4 separate regions of the Homo sapiens genome follow, and regions 2, 3 and 4 are each linked to region 1. Evidence: chromatin loops called from intact Hi-C (ENCODE). Cell type or tissue: heart right ventricle. All regions are shown on one strand.

Region 1 (5,000 bases):
TATTTGACATTCCTGTTGAAAAGAGCTCCTACAAATCAGTAAGAAAAAGACCATCAAAAGGGCAAAGAAAATATAGAAATACAAAAATATAGAAAAGAAAATACAACTGGCTATTAGGCATGTGAAAAGATGTGCAATCTCATTTACATTAAGAGAAATGCAAATATATGATACCATTTTTAAAACATCAGATTTGAAAAGATTAAAAAATGTTTTATGACAAACACATAGAATAGGTAAAGGGGTGGGAAAACATGCATTCTTCTACACGGCTGGAGAAAGTATAATTGATAAAACCTTTAAGAAAGGCAATTTAGCAATATCTCCCTTAAATGCCCTCCAACTGACCTTAACTTTCACTTTTAGGAATTGATCTACAAATAGGCTTGAACATATGTAAAATGACTTGTGTATAATGCTATTCACTGTAGCACTGTTTGTAACTGCAAAAGATCAGAAACCACCTAAATCAATAGGGAAATGGTTAAGTAAATTATGGTACATTTATTTATATAATAGAATTATTATGCAGTCATAAAAATAAAATTGTTATCGGAAAGTGGTCCCAATCCAGACCCCAAGTGAGCGTTCTTGGATCTCACACAAGAAAGAATTCAAGGCCAGTCTGTAAAGTTAAAGCAAGTTTATTAAGAAAGTAAAGGAATAAAGAATGGCTACTCCATAGGCAGAGCAGCCCCGAGGGCTGCTGGTTGCCCATTTTAACGGTTATTTCTTGATGATATGCTAAACAAGGGGTGTATTATTCATGCCTCCCCTTTTTAGACCATATAGGATAACTTCCTGATGTTGCCATGGCATTTGTAAACTGTCATGGTGCCGGTGGGAGCGTAGCGGTGAGGATGGCCAGAGGCAGAGGTCACTTTCATTGCCATCTTGGATTTGGTGGGTTTTGGCCAGCTTCTTTACTGCAAACTGTTTTATCAGCAAGGTCTTTATGACCGGTATCTTGTGTTGACCTCCTATCTCATCCTGTGACTTAGAATGCCTTAACCATCTGGGAATGCAGCCCAGTAGGTCTCAGCCTTATTTTACCCAGCTTCTATTCAAGAAGGAATTGCTCTGGTTCAAATGCCTCTGAAGGGAATAAGGAAGTTCTTTATGTATTGATAGGAAATTACCACCAAAATATACTGTTAATGAAAAAAGCAAGGAACAGAACACTATATATAGTATGTTAGTATTTATGTACACAAAGGGGTAAAATCTTATATAGGTATTTGCCTGTAAATGCATACACTGTATCTGGAAGGATGCCTAAGAATTAAGTGACAATAGTTGGTTGTCAAAAGAGGAACTAGGGTGGAATGGAAAATTACCACAGTACATATTTCTTACCTTTTGAATATTGAACAATATGAACAAATTATTTGAAAACGAATAAAAACTAAAATGAATAAAATACAGAACCATTGGCTAATGAATACACTGACCTTTAACTTAGCAAATTGAAGAAAATCTTAGTTGCCCTGGCATCTTGATTCAATTTTTGGAGAAACAAAAGGAAGTATGATGTTATTCAGAGGCATTGGCCATTTAAGTTATTCATTACCCTAAGGGTTGACAGAATTAGAAAAATCTACGTATAAAGTCAAGGACGGTGATATAAATTCATGGATATAATTTAATGGTTATCTTTAAGGAAAACAAGGGGTATTGGGTCACATCTCTGCTCTTAGAAGGTGATGCCACAGAATAATGAACAGATCATATAAACTCCCATAGTGCCACTGTTAGCCAGATATGAGCTGGAATTCTGTTCCTCAGCCACTTTCTCTGGTGACTTCTGGCAAAGCTAAACACTATAGGGGCTGCACGTGGTACTCATGGTGGCTCTGATTTCCACCTAAGGCTGATAAATTCCCTTCTTAACTGTCCACATTGAAGTGAATTGAAATTCTTTGTGACTAAACTTGATTGGCTCTAGGGTATTTGAACCCAAGAATTATTTTACTCTTTGTATAGTTCTCAATTTGTACTTCTGATGTGTTGCCCTATTCAGGTACCCTAAGAACCTGTGTATAAATTAAGGATTTCTTAGGTGACTTGGCTCGTTCAATGTTATGCAACCAAGAGATATTTGTTGAACATCAACTATGCCAAGTGAATGTGGGGATGAGTAAGAGCCAGCTACTATGACTTCAGGGGGCCCATACAGTCTAGCAGCAAGGTCAAGAGGGTGTGTCTTGCAGAGCAGGAGCTAACTGCTAGGCTGGAAAATACGGGAGTTTTAGAATGCTTTGGAATTCAGGTGGGTCATACACTACTCAATTTGTGTTTCATGTGGTGTGGATTCTAGGGAACTGTTTCAGAGAGAAATAAGAGATGTAAACATAGATTATTTATGTTGATTACTCTTACACACTCAAGTAACAGAAATGATAAAGGAAAATAGAAATGTTAAAGTGAATGCTGTGTCCCATGTTGCTTGTGGTTGGATCATCAATGTGGTGAAGTAGCACCACCTTGAGGCAGATGACATGCTGTACCTCTGTGGGCTTCCCGGGCCTCCTCCATATCTGGAATCATACAAGAGGCACCTGCACAGAACGTTTTCACATTGGGGTTTTCACATATTGTACTAGTGACATTGGGGTGAGGGGGAGAGGGAGTGGGGCAGAGGTCCCGCGGCAGGAATATGGACAGAAGCAGCCTTGTTTAAGGGCACTTGGTTCTACAGAGGCCGTTGGTCTGTTCCTTAATTGGGTGTGTTTTTCAATTATTTTGGTGCTTTTAACATATTTTGTCTGTAAGGGGATGTTAGTTGTAAATCTAAAGGAAAAATTGTGTATCTAAAAATTAATCAATCTGGCTGGGCGCGGTGGTCACGCCTGTAATCCCAGTGCTTTGGGAGGCGGAGGAGGGTGGATCACCTGAGGTCAGGAGTTCAAGACCAGCCTGGGCAACATGGTGAAACCCCATCTCTCCTAAAAATACAAAAATTAGCTGGGCACGGTGATGCGTGCCTGTAATCCGAGCTACTCAGGAGGCTGAGGCAGGAGAATCGCTTGAGCCTGGGAGGTGGAGGCTGCAGTGAGCCGAGATTGTGCCATTGCACTCCAGCCTGAGCAACAGAGCAAGACTCCATCTCAAAAAAAAAAAATTAATTAATTAATTTTCTTTTTTACCTTTATACATGGGGTTAAACTAAGTGATCATCAATGTCTATTTCAGCTAATAAAACATTATGATTTCCTATAATTTTACTTTCTTGAATCTATCACGGAGATAGTTTCTGATCCTGTTAATAATTTGCACCATCTAGAATTCTTATGTTAAAAACATTAAAACTGCAGCTGGGCGCGGTGGCTCACGCATGTAATCCCAGCACTTTGGGAGGCCGAGGTGGGCGGATCACGAGGTCAGGAGATCGAGACCATCCTGGCTAACACGGTGAATGAAACCCCGTCTCTACTAAAAATACAAAAAATTAGCCGGGCGTGGTGGCGGGCGCCTGTAGTCCCAGCTACTTGGGAGGCTGAGGCAGGAGAATGGCGTGAACCCAGGAGGCAGAGCTTGCAGTGAGCCGAGATCGCGCCACTGCACTCCCGCCTGGGCCACAGAGCGAGACTCTGTCTCAAAAAAAACAAAACAAAACAAAACAAAACAAAACAAAACAAAAAACATTAAAACTGCAAGAACAGTGACTATTAAACCCACTTTTAACTTTCTCTTTCTACTCTGTTCATTTCACTTGGACCGTTTGTCCTTTCTGCCCCTCCAAAGGATTAGTTCAAATTAATGTCTCACTTTAAATACTCTGATCCACCCTGATTTTGTTGTTCTCCCAACATTGACTAACTGCATTTACAGTCAAATGCTAAATTGTATGACGTTAATTCTCTTTTTTTTTGTATGACATAATTTTCAGGTGCTTAACCTTACTTCCCAATTAGGCTGAGAGCAAACTGGTGAACAAGATTCAGACCTTATTCTTCTGTTATGTCCTCATGATCCTGGGATCCACAGGAAATGCTTTAAAAAGAATTCGGTTAATTTGTACCATCTACACATTGATTTCACCCATGTTCATGTCCTTAAAATATCATCATACTTGTCATCAAGTATGACTGTTACCGAAATGGTGCTGTTACCCAATGACCAAGAAGGGGTATGTTTTCCATTTCTTCCCTTTTGTAAAATGCCAAAAAAGAAACCAAATAGTAAAAGCACTGAGATTAAAGGAGGAGAATGGGAGGTAAACAACTACTTTTGTGCTAAAAGTGTCCTATGGCATTTATATATATTTTTTCCGCAATTAATCCTATTCCCAACTCTTCACCAAGGATAGTACTGTGTCATGGTTACTATACCCTGGGCTGACATTTAGTCAGGAGGCAACAGTTGAACCAGTTGTTTCCAGCTAGTATCCATTTTGACTCGGTCTCTATATTATACTACTTGTTAAATATTTTTAGTATCTCCCCTCAGTAAAGCTGATAGACTGGCAGATTCTAAATACACCCACCCATTCTTGTGAACAAATATGAACTCCAGAATTTTTCCAAACGCTTCAGTTATGAAAGTGATGTTAAGAAGGATTTTATGAAAAAGCATTCAGTATCATTTGATTTTAAAGTTTGTAATTGGTTATGCTATACCTACTTGACTACCTCTAATACCTATTGGCTAAGGCACAGTGGCATGTGCCTGTAGTTCCACCTTTTCGGGAGGCTGAGGCAGGACTGCTTGAAGCCAGGAGTTTGAGGCCTCAGTGCACTATGATCACACCTGTGAACAGCCACTGCACTCCAGCCTGGGCAGCATAGCAAGTCCCCATCTCTAAGTAATATTTAAGAATAATACCTATTGCTTAGCTTATCTTCACCCATAGGACCCTGAATTGCCTGGAAGTGTTTTAAAGTGGGAATCTAGTCAGGTGAAGATCGAAAGCAAACAGAAGTCGCTGTGAGTAGGTAAGTACAAGAAATAGATTTGAGGTGAAAGAAAGAGAATTTTGGAGGCTGGGAGTGAATGACTGC
Region 2 (5,000 bases), 79 kb before region 1:
CGATGTTAAGTGTGATAATGAGAACCTCAGTTTCTACATAACTACTTTTTGTGTTACCTGAATCCACATTGTTATATCCTGCTGTTTTCATGGTTATTAGTGCTAGGAATATATTGACTTGGATCCACACACAATTCAGTTGTTATTTTTTAAGTTAATGTTTTTTATATATGGATTTATTTTTGCTTTTTTAGGCTGATTCAGTGTGAAAATGAGGTAGGGAAATTGTTGTTTATCACAGAAATCCCAGAATTAATACTGGAAGACCCCAGTGAAGCCAAAGAGAACCTCATTCTGCAAGAAACATCTGTGATAGAGTCGCTGGCTGCAGATGGGAGCCCAGGGCTAAAATCAGTGCTATCTACAAGCCGAAATTTAAGCAACAACTGTGACACAGGAGAGAAGCCAGTGGTTACCTTCAAAGAAAACATTAAGACACGAGAAGTGAACAGAGACCAAGGAAGAAGTTTTCCTCCCAAAGAGGTGAGAAGGGACTATAGCAAAGGAATAACTGTAACTAAGAATGATGGAAAGAAGGACAACAACAAGAGGAAAACTGAAACCAAGAAATGCACCTTAGAAAAGTTACAGGAAACAGGAAAGCAGAATGTGGCAGTGCAGGTAAGCTGTATTTGAACTATAAAGCAGGTAGAGGAAGGCTCACACAAAAGGCAAGATTTTTCATTTTGTTCTAAAGCCATGAGAATTGGCCGTCCTGGAAGTTTAAATGCATTATTTAATTGCATAGTAAGGTTATATAAAGAGCTGTGATAGATGGTTACTTTTTCAATTCTTGGGAATTGTGAGTGAAAAAAAAATCTCAGCCTGATTTGACACTTTCGTCAGTCTTCACCAATTTAAGCAGTTTGAAAGGATTAGTTGCAGAGTTGTCAGTTTCACACAGGATTATATTTTATTTAGAAGATATAACTACCATTTGTCAATGCTATAGTGGAGATTTGGGGTCTTCTGTAGATCCAGTAGAACCAAGAGTATATTAAGGCTTATGCAGTTTTTTTTTTTAGATTCACTATAATATATATATATGTGTGTGTGTGTGTGTGTGTGTGTGTGTGTGTGTGTGTGTGTATTTTTTTTCTTGGAAAAATATGAGACTTTTTTATTGACAATTATACTTGTCCCGGCTATTGGTATTAATATCACTTTAATCTTATCCTGGATCCTGGGAATTTATAAAGGAAGAACCCAGGTTTCTTGCTGGGAAAAGATAAGCACTGCTCAGTTATTTGTGACTTTCTTTTTATTAATATATTTTCCCAAATAGAAAAGATGGTTTCATGTAAACAGAAAAGGGCCTTTATTCTGTGATGGTTTTATTAATACTATTAATGTTTGAATAAATACTTAAGCAGCCATGTGAGTTGTTAACACATTTTAGCAAATGTATGTGTTTGCATGAGAAACTTTACATTGTTGAAGGCTGCTTACAAATAAATAGTACCTTTGAAGTATTTCTCTAATTTTTTTGAGAAAGAGAAATAAGAAAATAATAGTTCCATTTTAACATTATAGCAAGGAGAGAAACAGAAAGACAAGGTAGAAATTAAGACATAGGGGAGAGAGAGAGATGCTAGGGAAAGGCAAGAAAAAAAAAAATGAACTAGAAAGCCAAAGGATCCGAGTTTTAGAGATAATGAGTCCAGCATTTTCTGTTTACCTTTCCTCCATTCTCTGTAACTGCTCACAATAAGGTCCAGACTGAAAATACAATCTCCTTTTTTGGTTTCTCATCCATCTCAAATCACCTATAAATGATTAAAGAAAGAAAGAGTAAACATATCACCACACTCTGTACCTCGTCCTGGGTTTTCTATAAATGCTACTCATGTTCCCTCATTTTGCTCAACTTTGAGCAGTGCATATGACATCTACTCTCTGGCTCCATCTATAGGATCTCAGGGCCTGTTCCTTACTGCTGAAAGTATCCTTATTTATTCTGAAGGGTGGTAAAGTTGCAGGGTGGAAGGTGGATGCCTGACTGCACATATGGCTACCCAGATGAAATCAAACTGAGGGCCAAAATAACTCACCTATGGGTTAATAGTCATTATTAGTTCATAATTCATGTATGTCGTTTAATGAATTAGAGTATAGAGAACCCTGGGCCCCAGAACAAGCAACTTAAAGTCATAGACAAGTTTTTTTCAACTTGTTAGCATCAGGCATCTCATTTGTAAAACAAATGGGCTCTAAGGTCCTTTACATTTTTGGATTTTTGTGATCATGGGAAAGCAAAATAATTAGTAAAACTAAGATAGTAAAATTATCTTTTATTGGCTATTAAATAATTTGCTTTGATTTTCCATTTTTAACTTAGGTGAATTTAAATATCTTCAGCATGTACTTTTTGATCTAATGAGGTTTTAAATACTTTCTTAGGAGTAGGGTCTTCTTTCTAGCACATTTGAGTTTCAATTTATTATAGATAGTTTTGCTTCTATTGGTTACAGGTAAAATCCCAGACAGAACTAAGAAAGACTCCAGTGTCTGAAGCCAGAAAAACACCTGTAACTCAAACCCCAACTCAAGCAAGTAACTCCCAGTTCATCCCCATTCATCACCCTGGAGCCTTCCCTCCTCTTCCCAGCAGGCCAGGTAAATATGTTTTGTAATTTCTTCTACTTAATCTTTTCTGTGCAAGAATTTCTATTCAGTCACTGAGAAATGTGTTTTCTGTTGGAGTAATGTTACTAAGCCATAAAAAGTTCTATTTTCCCTAATACTTATAAAATTATTTTTGAACTGTTTGTGTGTAGTGTACATACAAGTGCATGTTTGTTATTATGAAGGAAATCCTATCACTAAATACAGAAGCTACTCACAGAACACTGATTACTTCAGTGGATAGAGGAAAAATATCAAGTCTATTTTTAGTTCTTCAAATCAAGTTAAAGATTGACAACATGACTAATCTCTTTTGTGATGTGTTAGAAGACTCCCTCTACCTACCTGTTAAAAAAAAAATGACTTTTTTTGCAATTTTTTGCTGTTTCCTTAAAACTAAAGCTGTGTTCTTCTGTTTTGAAGGGTTTCCGCCCCCAACATATGTTATCCCCCCGCCTGTGGCATTTTCTATGGGCTCAGGTTACACCTTCCCAGCTGGTGTTTCTGTCCCAGGAACCTTTCTTCAGCCTACAGCTCACTCTCCAGCAGGAAACCAGGTGCAAGCTGGGAAACAGTCCCACATTCCTTACAGCCAGCAACGGCCCTCTGGACCAGGGCCAATGAACCAGGGACCTCAACAATCACAGCCACCTTCCCAGCAACCCCTTACATCTTTACCAGCTCAGCCAACAGCACAGTCTACAAGCCAGCTGCAGGTTCAAGCTCTAACTCAGCAACAACAATCCCCTACAAAAGCTGTGCCGGCTTTGGGGAAAAGCCCGCCTCACCACTCTGGATTCCAGCAGGTAAGTTACAGTTGTGTGTACTATCCAGCTGAATGAAATAAGGGGAAATGCTGAAAGATTCAATGTTAGAAATGCTCATTAAACTTTGACATACTTCTTGCTTAGATTTATAGTGATTATGGGAAAACAAAAGTATTGTCTCTACTGTTTATGAAAGTTCAAATGTTTTCCTTACTCTTGTAAAGGATAAAATACTAGATCTTAAGTACCATTCTTGGCTGCTACTAAGTGTCCATTTTATTGAAAATGGATTTTCTGCAAATAATTCTCCTATAGGAACATAAACTACTAGGGAAATAGAATCACAGTCTTGATGAGGTGCTAAGACAGATGTGACACCAATCTTAAATGTTGTCGTTGGAAGCACAGCACTTGAAGCAGAAAGGGGAAACAAACACTCTTATGCAAATATATTCATTCATTCATTAAACCTCTTAAATAGTTGAATTAAAAGAAAATATGAGTGTGGTGCCCATAATCTGTTTCCAAAAAGCTCTGAGTATTGAATAGCCCAAAAGGTAAAGGAAACTGCTGCCTTGCCTAGAGTTTTGTTGGTTGGAAAACACCCCAAGTTCATTCTGTGATTCTTTAGCATTCATTATAAGTAATATTGCATTTTATCCTCACCTTTATGACAGGCGTCTCTTTTTTAGTATCAACAGGCAGATGCCTCCAAACAGCTGTGGAATCCCCCTCAGGTTCAAGGCCCATTAGGGAAAATTATGCCTGTGAAACAGCCCTACTACCTTCAGACCCAAGACCCCATAAAACTGTTTGAGCCGTCATTGCAACCTCCTGTAATGCAGCAGCAGCCTCTAGAAAAAAAAATGAAGCCTTTTCCCATGGAGCCATATAACCATAATCCCTCAGAAGTCAAGGTCCCAGAATTCTACTGGGATTCTTCCTACAGCATGGCTGATAACAGATCTGTAATGGCACAGCAAGCAAACATAGACCGCAGGGGCAAACGGTCACCAGGAGTCTTCCGTCCAGAGCAGGATCCTGTACCCAGAATGCCGTTTGAGGTGTGTGTTCTTTCCTATCACCAGGCAATTTGGAGATAGGTCTGAGGTTGACTGTCTTTTGAATATCTCAAATAGATCTTATAAAAAGGCCACTCTTATTCGTTAGTACTATAGAATGCCACTGAGTATTGGTGTAGCTCTTGGTTTCCTCCTCAGAGTTGCACAGTATGTTTTAGTTTGGAAGCTGAAGAATTCCGTAACTGATTTTGAACTCTGATGGTCTGGCAAAGAAACCATGTACAGAAATCTCTAAAACAGCATGTTAGAGAATTCTGAGACAAAGCACTCCTCTCAGTTGGGCTGAATCATCTAAGTTTAAAAATAGGTTTACTGATATTTAAATAAATTGCTCTCTGAGAGGAACAAGGTTAGCCAGTTATCTTGGACAGTGGAGGTCCCTTTCTTTGCCCTTTTTATTCATGAGAAACAGGTGAATGTTAGTAACTTTTTAAAAGATCTGTTTCTCTGTTAGCACAAGATATGCTAATCATTTTGCTCCATAGCATTGTTTTACTCACTAGCCACATTAACCTTTTGTGTTCTG
Region 3 (5,000 bases), 72 kb before region 1:
TCTAAAAGGAGGATTCTATGCACCTGTGGCAACTGGCACTTAGGCGGTGTCTTGGTGTTAACAGATTTGAATTCACATCTTCTGAGCCTCAAATTGTACTCAGTGGGCGAATACAGGCATGCTTTTGCTTTGGTTCCATAGTATGGTAAGATTAATATTAAGAAAATAGAAGGTATAACTTAATTACCTTTTTTTCTGGGACTGTGAAGAAATCCTTATTGGAGAAGCCCTCAGAGCTCATGTCACATTCATCCTCTTTCCTGTCCCTCACCGGATTCTCTCTCAATCAGGTAGGTGAACAATGAAGAATCCTGCTGTGTGCTTTTAGTGTAGACTGATCATTGTCTTTCTCATACTGTTTCAGTATGTCTGTTTTTTCTTTATTTTCCATGTATTAGTGTATTCCAGATATTTGATTTTATCCCCCTTGTCTCTGATTGGGGCATACTAGTGACTTGTACATCATGAATTAAAACCCTTTAACTTCTCATTAATATTGAAACCCTTAGGGCTCTCTTTTTGAGCCAAATAAATTATTCACATTTTCAACCTGGATAGTTTACACAGAGCAAATTTAAGGGTGAGAGAAAGCAAAGAGGAAAATTAATTTGACTGGAAAATTGAAACAAAAAGAAATAAAAGCCTTCAAAATTTCTCTTCCTAAGAAAAGCTTAAGGTGTACCAAGCATCCATGAACAAGACATTGGATTTTCTCAAATCTCTTTCCTTGGGGTGAGTTTATAACTTCACTGTCATGTCTTTCAGGAAAGATACCCAAATAATAGTATGTTCAATGAGGTATATGGGAAAAACCTGACATCCAGCTCCAAAGCAGAACTCAGTCCCTCAATGGCCCCCCAGGAAACATCTCTGTATTCCCTTTTTGAAGGGACTCCGTGGTCTCCATCACTTCCTGCCAGTTCAGGTATTAACTACTCTTTAAATTATAGACCTTACATTTCCTGTACACTCAGATTGATTAAGGGATAGTGAGATTCTGTAATTACAAATATATCATTTGTTGGGTTATTTTTATTTTTTGTTTGTTTGTTTTTGTAACTTCTGAAAGGAAATAGAAAAAAAAAAAGAAGAAGCCGGTTTATGTAATAAATGCTACTGACAAAACTTTTTACATCCTCAGTAGCCAGCAGAGATGTAAGGGAGAAAATAGAGGTTCTATCTTATGGTTCTCAGCTGCTTTTTAGTTTTATTTGTAGGTGTTCATTCTTTGCAGAAAAATTGCACTTTTTTTTTTGAGACAGTGTCTTGTGGTGTTGCCCACTCTAGACTCAAACTCCTGGGCTCAAGCAGTCCTTCCATCTCAGCCTCCCAAGTAGCTGGGACTACAGGTGCACACCACTGTGCCCAGCTCTGCACTTTTTAAAATTGAGATTTTTAACTTAGAGTCTGACTTAATAGTAATTCTTAAGGTTAGCAAATTCTTTCTGATACATAAGACCAATAAACATGTATCTGAAATAGCCGTGTGAGAATAGGGCATTCATTCAGTTGACAAAAATTGCCTACTATTTTATTTTGCTTTTTTAAGGCGAAGAATATGCCTTAGATATGTGTGGCAGGGCAAATTAGTGCATCTAGCAGATCTCTTTGGAGCCTTTAGTTTCCCTTTCCTTCAAAGCCCTGTGGTTATTGTTAGTAGAATTTTAGTGATCAGATCTACAGGAACCTGTAGTTCTTTGTATGTTTGTGAAACAATGATTTACTATATCCTGTGTTGCTATTATTTAATAGATCATTCAACACCAGCCAGCCAGTCTCCTCATTCCTCTAACCCAAGCAGCCTACCCAGCTCTCCTCCAACACACAACCATAATTCTGTTCCATTCTCCAATTTTGGACCCATTGGGACTCCAGATAACAGGGATAGAAGGACTGCAGATCGGTGGAAAACTGATAAGCCAGGTGAGATCTACATTTCATTGCCAGGCAAAATTGAAAGAATTTACTCTATCCTTCCCTGGGGTCTGGCAATTGGCAGTGATAGAACATCTTCTTGAATTTTTCTTATCTCTTTTCATCCCTTAGCCATGGGTGGGTTTGGCATTGATTATCTCTCAGCAACGTCATCCTCTGAGAGCAGTTGGCATCAGGCCAGCACTCCGAGTGGCACCTGGACAGGCCATGGCCCTTCCATGGAGGATTCCTCTGCTGTCCTCATGGAAAGCCTAAAGGTGAGTAGATTTCAGGAACAAGAACCACAAGATTATTACAGCAAAGGTGTCTCTGCTTTCATTCACATAAATAGCTAGACTTCTCAGGCCCTCGGAGTTGACTGATACATAGCACATATATAACAAAGTCCTAGAAACATGGTCTGCCTTACAAGATTCTTGAGTGATAATTTTTAATTTCTGAATTCACTAGTGGTAAAGCAGTATCTTCAGGAGGACAAAAACAAAGGTTTTAGTTTCATTCTAAGGTTAAGAAAATTCTGATTCATTTTGGAATGTTTGATTTAAGCCTTTTCTGACAAAATAAGAGTATCTAATTTTAGAAATGTTTTATTTGCCTGAAAACTTTATAGTAAATGCCCTGTGTGGTACCACATACAGCTGAGTTTCAGTAAAAAGACTTGACATAAAATGTGATTTCACTTCTTCTGGTTTAAAATAGTCTTAATGGAAACTAACTAGCTTTAAGAGTCTTATAATGACTTTTTCTAATAGCTGGATTTTTATGGGGAGTGGGGTTGGGTTTTGGGGCCATATATATGCCTTTATATTTGGCTGGGATTGAAAAATCCCTTTCAGACAACTTGGCATTTGACCTCTGCTGACAAGATCTGGACTGTTTTTCAGTCTATCTGGTCCAGTTCCATGATGCATCCTGGACCTTCTGCTCTGGAGCAGCTGTTAATGCAGCAGAAGCAGAAACAGCAACGGGGACAAGGCACCATGAACCCTCCACACTGAGGCCAAAGTGGCAACCTGGGAATGAAGGCTCCATAAACCATGGCATGTTGGGTTTGCAGGACTGGCCCACACAGTCCCCTGCAGGTGGCAGCCCTCTTTTCTGTTTCTCGCTGTCAAGAGGGTGTAAGTATTCCACCAGCCCGCTGAGTGTGCACGAAATGTTCGCAGTGCAACAAAAAGAAAAATCCATCAGGAACTCTCCGTCCCCCCGGGGCCCTCCGGAGGGAGAGAGAGAGGAACTGCTGTTTATCTCACTCAGTTACTTGGTATCACCGCCTCTCACCTTCTCCATCGTGCATGTCCCCAGCCACATGGGAAGTGAAAGCTGAGAAGGGAAGGCAGATGGGAGAAGCCAATGGGAACTTCTCAGTCCTTTTTTCCTCTTTGGGGAATAAAATAGGAATCCATTAATGATTGCTTTGCTGACTGAGAATGTAGTTGAAATTATTCTTAAACATCTTTTATTATTATTACTCTCAGTAGTAAAATATCACACTGAATTCTTCCATACACAGGTGTGCTTCTAGTCAGTGTGTAGCAAGGAAAGCCCCGTTCACTGCTCCTGTGAGAGGTTGGTGGTGACAGGATGGGGAACCGACCTCTTCAGCCAGTGGAAATGTTCCATAAGGGAGAGTTCAAGGCCTGTCAGAAGGCTCTGGTAGGCCTTCCTCTGGCCAGGAGACTCCAGCAGGGAATGCCCTTCACTCTGTAGGTGCTCGAGCCCCAATCGAGGATACAGTGTGGGTGGTGGTGCTGGGCTGGACTAGCAGGTAGACTGCTGTAGGATTTCAAATTACGTTTTTGATTCCTGTACATTTTACAGTCGCACAGCAAGCAGTCTCACAGAAGGCAGGCTAGTCCATTCACAGCCTGACACGTTCTAATAGGTAGAAGCTTTCAGTGTGGTTATTTTTTCTTTGGTTGGTTTTTGTGCCCCCATTCTACTTCCCACCCTCCTGCCCCATCTCCATCCCTTCTTTTACCCAATGCTGTATGCTAGTAATTGTTTTTATTCCTAATGTGTGCAACATCACATCTCCCCAAGAAGCAACAGCATGGGGTCCAGCAGTTGGGGCCCAAAAGACAGTCTGAAGAGGAAGGAAGCAGCAGTATCTGCGTAGCCCACAGAGGGCCCAGGCCCCTGCCCAGCTGCAGTCTCCCAGCCTCCACTTTCAGAGTGAAATTCAAGGCAGCACGGACATGTGCCCATCAGGCACAGAAGAAAACACGACGTCGTCCATTTTGGAAGAGACGAAAGAAAGGAAAATAAACTCTTTGTATGATATTTATTAGGAGGAAAGAGGACTGAAAATGTTCTTGTGTAGAAACAGAAGGACAGCATTTCTGTTAGTCATTTCCTGGAAAAGTAATATTTTAAGGGGAAATTATGGAAACAATCTAATTGTTCAATTGCTGTGCTAGTGGTAGGGTTTATTTTCTGGGAGGTCTCTCCTTTGTGTGTCTGTATGTTTGTGTACACACACGTGCCCATCTGCTGTCCCAGAGGGGAGGGGTTGTGTGTGCGAGTGTATGGAGTTAGTGTGGAACTTAAGAGCTGGAAGACAGCTGTAGAGCAAAGCACATCCAGGAGCCCCAGTTGTCACTGCAGTCTGGGCAACCCCAGCAATGAAAAGGGGTGAGATAACGCTCATTGCTCTTCAGAGAGAGTGGTTGGAGCCCCCCCCGCCCCGTATGCTTACATTATTGCTCTTTTAGTTTGACATGGTGTTTGGGTTTTGTTTTTTTGAAAGGTCTGAAAAGGTGAAGCCCCCTACCCAATGGCAATATGAAACCTTTTGTGCTTCTCTTCAGCCCCTTCCCTGTGTCCACCTTTCTCTCCTCTTCCCAAGCCTTTTTCCTACTACCTTTACCCAGTTTGTGTGTTTGAGCTCTGCATTCAGGCAGCTGCAACATTCCAGTGTTTGAACTGTCACTGATTCTTGCGCCCTAGACAAGCTAACCAGGTTTACCATCTCACTCCCAGTAATACCCAGCTCCTATCTAAAGCCCCATTCTGCATGAGAATTTGGTGTTTGGAATGTTTTCTGACTCTTGGGGCGGGATTCC
Region 4 (5,000 bases), 310 kb before region 1:
TAATAAACCTGCACTTTCTGCACATGTACCACAGAACTTAAAGTAAAAAAATAAAAAAATAAAATGAGTAGCCCATGAACTAAAAAACCAACAAATTTAGAATAACAAAAGTCTTTAATTTTTGATTCTTAGAGCTTTTTCTCCTTAATTACTAAAAATCAAACACCCACCTTGGGAGAGGAGTCAGCCAGGACCTCTGTTCTTGGGCTGTTTCTGTCCATCCCTGACATCCTCTGCACATCAGGATGTTTGAGGCAGCGAGGCATGCTCTCCTTGGGAATGGAGGTGACATCACAGGCCCAGAGTCCCCACTGACCCTGAGTGCTCCAGTTCCCAGGGACTTCCTCCCTGGAATCTGGAATTCATTTTGGCACAGGTCATGGAGAGCCATGCGAACAATGAAGAGGGAAAGGGTGGCAGGGCTCAGTGTCTGTGTCACCCAGGGTCTGTTGCCCCCAACTCCTCCCTGACATAAATGGCTGCTCTGTGGGGTGGGGAGCTAAGAGGAGAGGGCTGGCCCCTCTGTCTCCTGCAGGCCCTCCAGCTTGAAAAGAGAGCAAAATCCATGCCCCCTCACCTCCCCATACACATTCTTTCTGACCCATTTTCTTTCATGTCTGTGGAGATCAGATGCTGAGTCAAACGGCAGCCCTGGATTTCTTCCTGGGCTGCTGCAGTACCAGCTGCAGAGCCAGGGCTCGCCAGCCCCCCACCAGGCACCTCGGTCCCCTGAGCTGTCCAGGCACGGGGGCCTGAGGGACTGGGCACTTTACTTCCCTCTGGAGGGCAGGCACTGTGTCTCATCCAGCTTGCTGCCTTCCTCAGCTCCTCCCCCACAGCCCTTACCAGGGCTCCTTCTATATTGTTGATACTCAGCAAACATTGATTCATTGGGTAAGTGAACGTAAGCAGAGCTTGCCATAGGGAATATTATTCACTAGGTAAAATGTGTTGGAAATAACCCTTTATCTGATTCCCCTTCTTTCCACTTATAGAAATTGAGGTGTTTTCCTCCGGTCCTGCATTTTGGGACTCTAAGTCAGCATCCTTGGCATGCCTGTGTTCCAGATCTCCATCCCCCATGCCCTCAGCTAGTTGTTACCTAGTAGTCAGACACTACTAATCACTAGACCTGTGCACATTTGATAAATGTTACCTGATCCACATACATTTTAATAAGAGCCCCCAATGTCTCTCCCCAGAAGAATGTCTCTAAAATGGGAATTCCAGTAACCTGTGTCAAAGTGGAGTAGACTCTTCTAAATGGGAACCGTCGGGTCATACCTCAAAAGTGGCAGCCTCAGAGTGGGGTGGGCCTGGCTGGTCAGCCGTTTTATCCCAGAAAGTAGGCTCAGTTTCATCCCCCCGTATTTCAGCCCACATCCTCCAGCATACCCTGAGCCTGACTGATGGATTTTTTCTTTTTCCTTTTTTGAGACAGGGTCTGTCACCCAGGCTGAAGTACAGTGGCTACCTCCTGGCTCAAGTGATCCTGCTGGGCTCAAGCGATCCTCTTGCCTCAGCCTCTCAAGTAGCTGGCATTCAGCCACCATGTTCAGCTAATTTAAAATATTTTTTGTGTGTGTGGAGATGAGGTCTCACCACCATGTTGCCCAGGCTGGTCTGGAACTGCTGGGCTCCAGCTATCCTCCTGCCTGAACCTCCCAAAGTGCTGGGATTATAGGCATGAGCCACCATGCCTGGCCTTGACCCATGGATTTCTATGTACTCTCTTACCCACTCCCTCATCACCTACAATCAAGTCACCTCTTGCCAGTCTTTGGAAGCCGAGAAGACTTTTAGAGTTGACTCTGTTTTCCTCTCATTTTACTGGCCAAGAAGTGAAGGCCCAGAGACTGCCTAAGATAACCCCAAGGGCTGGAAGTGGATTCATGAACCCCCACCCAAGTCTATTAACCCCAGGGCTTTTGACACTAGCAGAGGGAAAGGCTTCTACCCAGATTAATGACAGGGGCTATTCAAAGATTCTTGACCAGTGTCCAAAAGAAAAAAATATTTAAATTAGCATCCACTATGGGCTGGATTCTATGCTGAGCACTAGAGTCACAGGTGGTGCACCCACTGTGAGACACAAATACACAAACAGACAAACACAATACAGTGTTAAAGGAGCTGTAATAGCCAAAACGTCTGAGTGTCTATTATGTTCTGGGCACTGTTCTATAGCCTTCACAAACAGTTATTCTAAGGGCAGAGGTAAGCTCATGGCCCTATGGAAGCTCTGAGTTCCACTGACACAGTGGGAAATTGGGCTTCGACTCCCAGACATCCGGCCTAGGCTAGCGAAGTCTCTGCCTCACCTCCCCAGCAGGCCCTGGGACCCCAGTGACATGGCCTGAGCCCTGGATCCTAAGACCTCCTCTCACTTTTGTGTCACTGGGACTTCTGTGCCCCAGCCTGAAGTCCTCTTGCCTGTCTGCAGGCTACAGTCTGTTAGAGAAAAAGTCCAGGCCAGATGAGGAAATGGGGCTCTGTCTTTGGGATGGGAGGAGAGGGACTGCGGAGGTGATGGCCCACAGGTGGGGAGGAATGACTTGAGTTCTGTGCTCGGAAGTCAGGGCAGCTCTGCAAGATTTTTTCCTGGCCAGTTTTGGATTTCCAAAACCAGAGAGAGATTCATTGTGTTTGCCTTGAGAAAGGAAATCCCCCAAACAGGACGATGGGGGAGGAATTTCTGAGGGCAGAGAGTTTCTAGAACTGAGAAGGGAGGGTTTAGGGAGGCCAGGACAGAATCATTGCACAACCCTGCTCTCCCTGGGAAAAACCCTCAGTCCTTCCTGCCTTGAGCCAGAGGCCACGGGCTCCATCTGCTGAGAGCTTGTAGAGACACACATCAAACAAGTCCCAAACTGCTGACCTCTACTTCTACCTTTGCTGAACTCCCTAAAATCCGATACAGGAGCAGAGGTTTGGGGCCTGGGAGCCTGGGGCAGGAAAGAGCCAAGGGCAAAGAAGTACAAGCCAGCTATGGATTTTTAACATCATTATTTTGTTGTTATTATTTATTGAATCATCACATCAGCTCTATTGGAGGTGGTATCATTAAGCACAATTTATAGATGAGAAGTTAAGGACTTGCTTATAAGGGCAGAAATGGGAATCATATAGGGACTCAGAGCCCCTGCATTCTCCTCATTGCAATGCTACTGTCTTGTGGGGACACAGGCGTGTGCATGCCCCATACCCCCACATACACACTACCTACCACTGTGCTGCAGCAGAAGCTATGCTGAAGTAGAAGTCAAGATTGCTGAGCCCAGTCCTGACTCCACTGGAAACTGGCTGGGGGCTCAGTTGACTCACCCCAAAAAATCTGCTCCGGTTACTTCCATTCTGCCAACATCGAGCACCTACTGTGTACCCGTGCTGAGTGCCAGGAATACAAGAATTTAGAAAATGAAAGTCCTGCCCTGGAGGCATTTACACACCAGTCAGACTTATAAACACCAGAGAATGACTTATAAAAAGATCACTTCAGCACAGTGCCTACATTTCCAAGCAGTTGTAAAGTTTAAGTGAGATGATATATGCCACTGTTTAGAAAACCCAAGAACTGCCCCAATGTTCTCGAGGTTGAGCCAGCTCTCTCAGAGGCAGCAGGAGAGTCACAAGCAGGCTGGGACACTCTTGGTCATCCTTCCCTTCTCAGCAGCGCCTCTGGCCAAGGCCAGGCCTGCCTTCAGCTTCCACTTGCCATGGTGACAGTGCCATCCTTGGTTTCTTCCCTCCTTCCTTTCTTCCTTCTTTCCTTCTTCTCCTCTGCCTCTCTCTCTCTCTTCCCCTCTCTCTTTCTCTCTTCCTTTATTTTTTGGTTTCCACTATTCTATGTGTCCTCAGCAGGGAAACCGGCAGGATATTCCTCCTCCATCTGACAAGAGTCAGAAATTGGGGAACTTCCATAGCTGTGGGGTTGAGAGTGGGATGCAACTTAAGATGACCCTGGGAGGGAGTTTTCCATGATCTGCCGTGTCTTTGAGCATCTGCAGTTCCCATCCTCTCATTCCCGTTTTTCTGGACTTATCTCATTATGGTAGGAAAGTCATTTATTCACCACTATTAACAGCCTCTCCCCTTCTCTGCCCATGGCGGGGAATTCTGGGATAGCTGCTGTCTCTCTGGCTGAACTAGGGTAAAGGGAAAGGAGCGAACTGAGTGAAACCAGACAAGGTGAATTGATTTCCTCTAAAAATTAACTCTGAGTTCCTGATGAAGGAGAAATAAATAGATCCTGAGGATGAGATGAGAGGAGAAACAAGATGAGAATCTTCTGGGCTTAGAGAGAATTGTTAGGAATGAGGAGAGAGGTGATAGTATTTCAGAGGTAGTATATGTGAAATATACAGAGAAAGATAAAGTTTTTGAAGTGCTGCTCTAGTTTGAGTTGAACATCCTTTTGGTATTCTTTGAGAGATTTTGGCAGAGATTAAAATTTCTGGCCAGGCACGGTGGCTCACGCCTGTAATCCCAGCACTTTGGGAGGCCAAGGTGGGCAGATCGCCCTGAGGTCAGGAGTTCAAGACCAGCCTGGCCAACGTGGTGAAACCCCTGTCTCTACTAAAAATACAAAAAATGAGCCAGGTGTGGTGGCGGGTGCCTGTAATGCCAGCTACTCGGGAGGCTGAGGCAGGAGAATCGCTTAAACCCAGGAGGCAGAGGTTGTAGTGAGCCAAGATCAACTGCACTCCAGCCTGGGCGACAGAGCGAGACTCCATCTCAAGAATAAATAAAATTTCTTTGTGAATTACTTTTTGGATACCTGACAGTTGTTTCTCTGAGTACATCATGATGTTAGGACTGGGTCACGAGACAGCTATGTTTTACCTGGGTTACACCAACATTCACAGAAGTTGATCTAAAGTCATCTGTCCTAACCTCTTCATTTTACAGATAAAGAAACTAGGAGCCAAGCAGGTCACAGTTCTTTGTTTCTTTCCTTACCAAACAGTGGAACTGCCTCTGTCCTGCTGTTGCCAAAAGGG

Evidence for each region. A loop is a pair of places that touch in the nucleus more often than their neighbours do. Peaks named below come from ENCODE experiments on the same cell type or tissue, not always from the same donor. Only the 100,000 strongest peaks of a DNase experiment are listed, where the experiment ranks them.
Region 2: a loop joins it to region 1, with 3 times the contacts of the local background. A loop is called at or near these places in 38 of 110 quality-filtered maps.
Region 3: a loop joins it to region 1, with 2.2 times the contacts of the local background. A loop is called at or near these places in 39 of 110 quality-filtered maps.
Region 4: it touches region 1 in a loop (3-fold over the local background); 5 of 110 quality-filtered maps call a loop at or near these places.

Annotation. Positions count from the first base shown.
Region 1 is chr1:183,620,914-183,625,913 of GRCh38, forward strand. ARPC5 (actin related protein 2/3 complex subunit 5) reads right to left here. Exons shown (of 4, transcript NM_005717.4): 4 at 1-5,000. Among named protein-coding and RNA genes, the nearest start is that of ARPC5, 12 kb to the right of the region's middle. In heart right ventricle, a CTCF peak has its summit at 2,483 (motif pointing left); a DNase peak (open chromatin) is centred at 2,518; H3K27ac peaks cover 2,307 bases.
Region 2 is chr1:183,541,882-183,546,881 of GRCh38, forward strand. SMG7 (SMG7 nonsense mediated mRNA decay factor) reads left to right here. Exons shown (of 23, transcript NM_001375584.1): 14 at 195-621; 15 at 2,472-2,616; 16 at 3,049-3,431; 17 at 4,085-4,456. Among named protein-coding and RNA genes, the nearest start is that of NCF2, 46 kb to the right of the region's middle. RefSeq lists a silencer at 1,981-2,030. In heart right ventricle, CTCF peaks have their summits at 1,912 and 2,120; no DNase peak of the experiment used is centred here; H3K27ac peaks cover 3,573 bases.
Region 3 is chr1:183,548,999-183,553,998 of GRCh38, forward strand. It overlaps SMG7 (SMG7 nonsense mediated mRNA decay factor), which reads left to right. Exons shown (of 23, transcript NM_001375584.1): 19 at 210-290; 20 at 766-925; 21 at 1,753-1,923; 22 at 2,047-2,192; 23 at 2,820-5,000. The coding sequence ends at 2,933. Among named protein-coding and RNA genes, the nearest start is that of NCF2, 39 kb to the right of the region's middle. In heart right ventricle, a CTCF peak has its summit at 2,990 (motif pointing right); no DNase peak of the experiment used is centred here; H3K27ac peaks cover 2,521 bases.
Region 4 is chr1:183,315,866-183,320,865 of GRCh38, forward strand. The region is part of intron 1 of NMNAT2 (nicotinamide nucleotide adenylyltransferase 2); the gene reads right to left. Among named protein-coding and RNA genes, the nearest start is that of NMNAT2, 100 kb to the right of the region's middle. In heart right ventricle, a CTCF peak has its summit at 2,842 (motif pointing left); a DNase peak (open chromatin) is centred at 2,806; H3K27ac peaks cover 3,969 bases.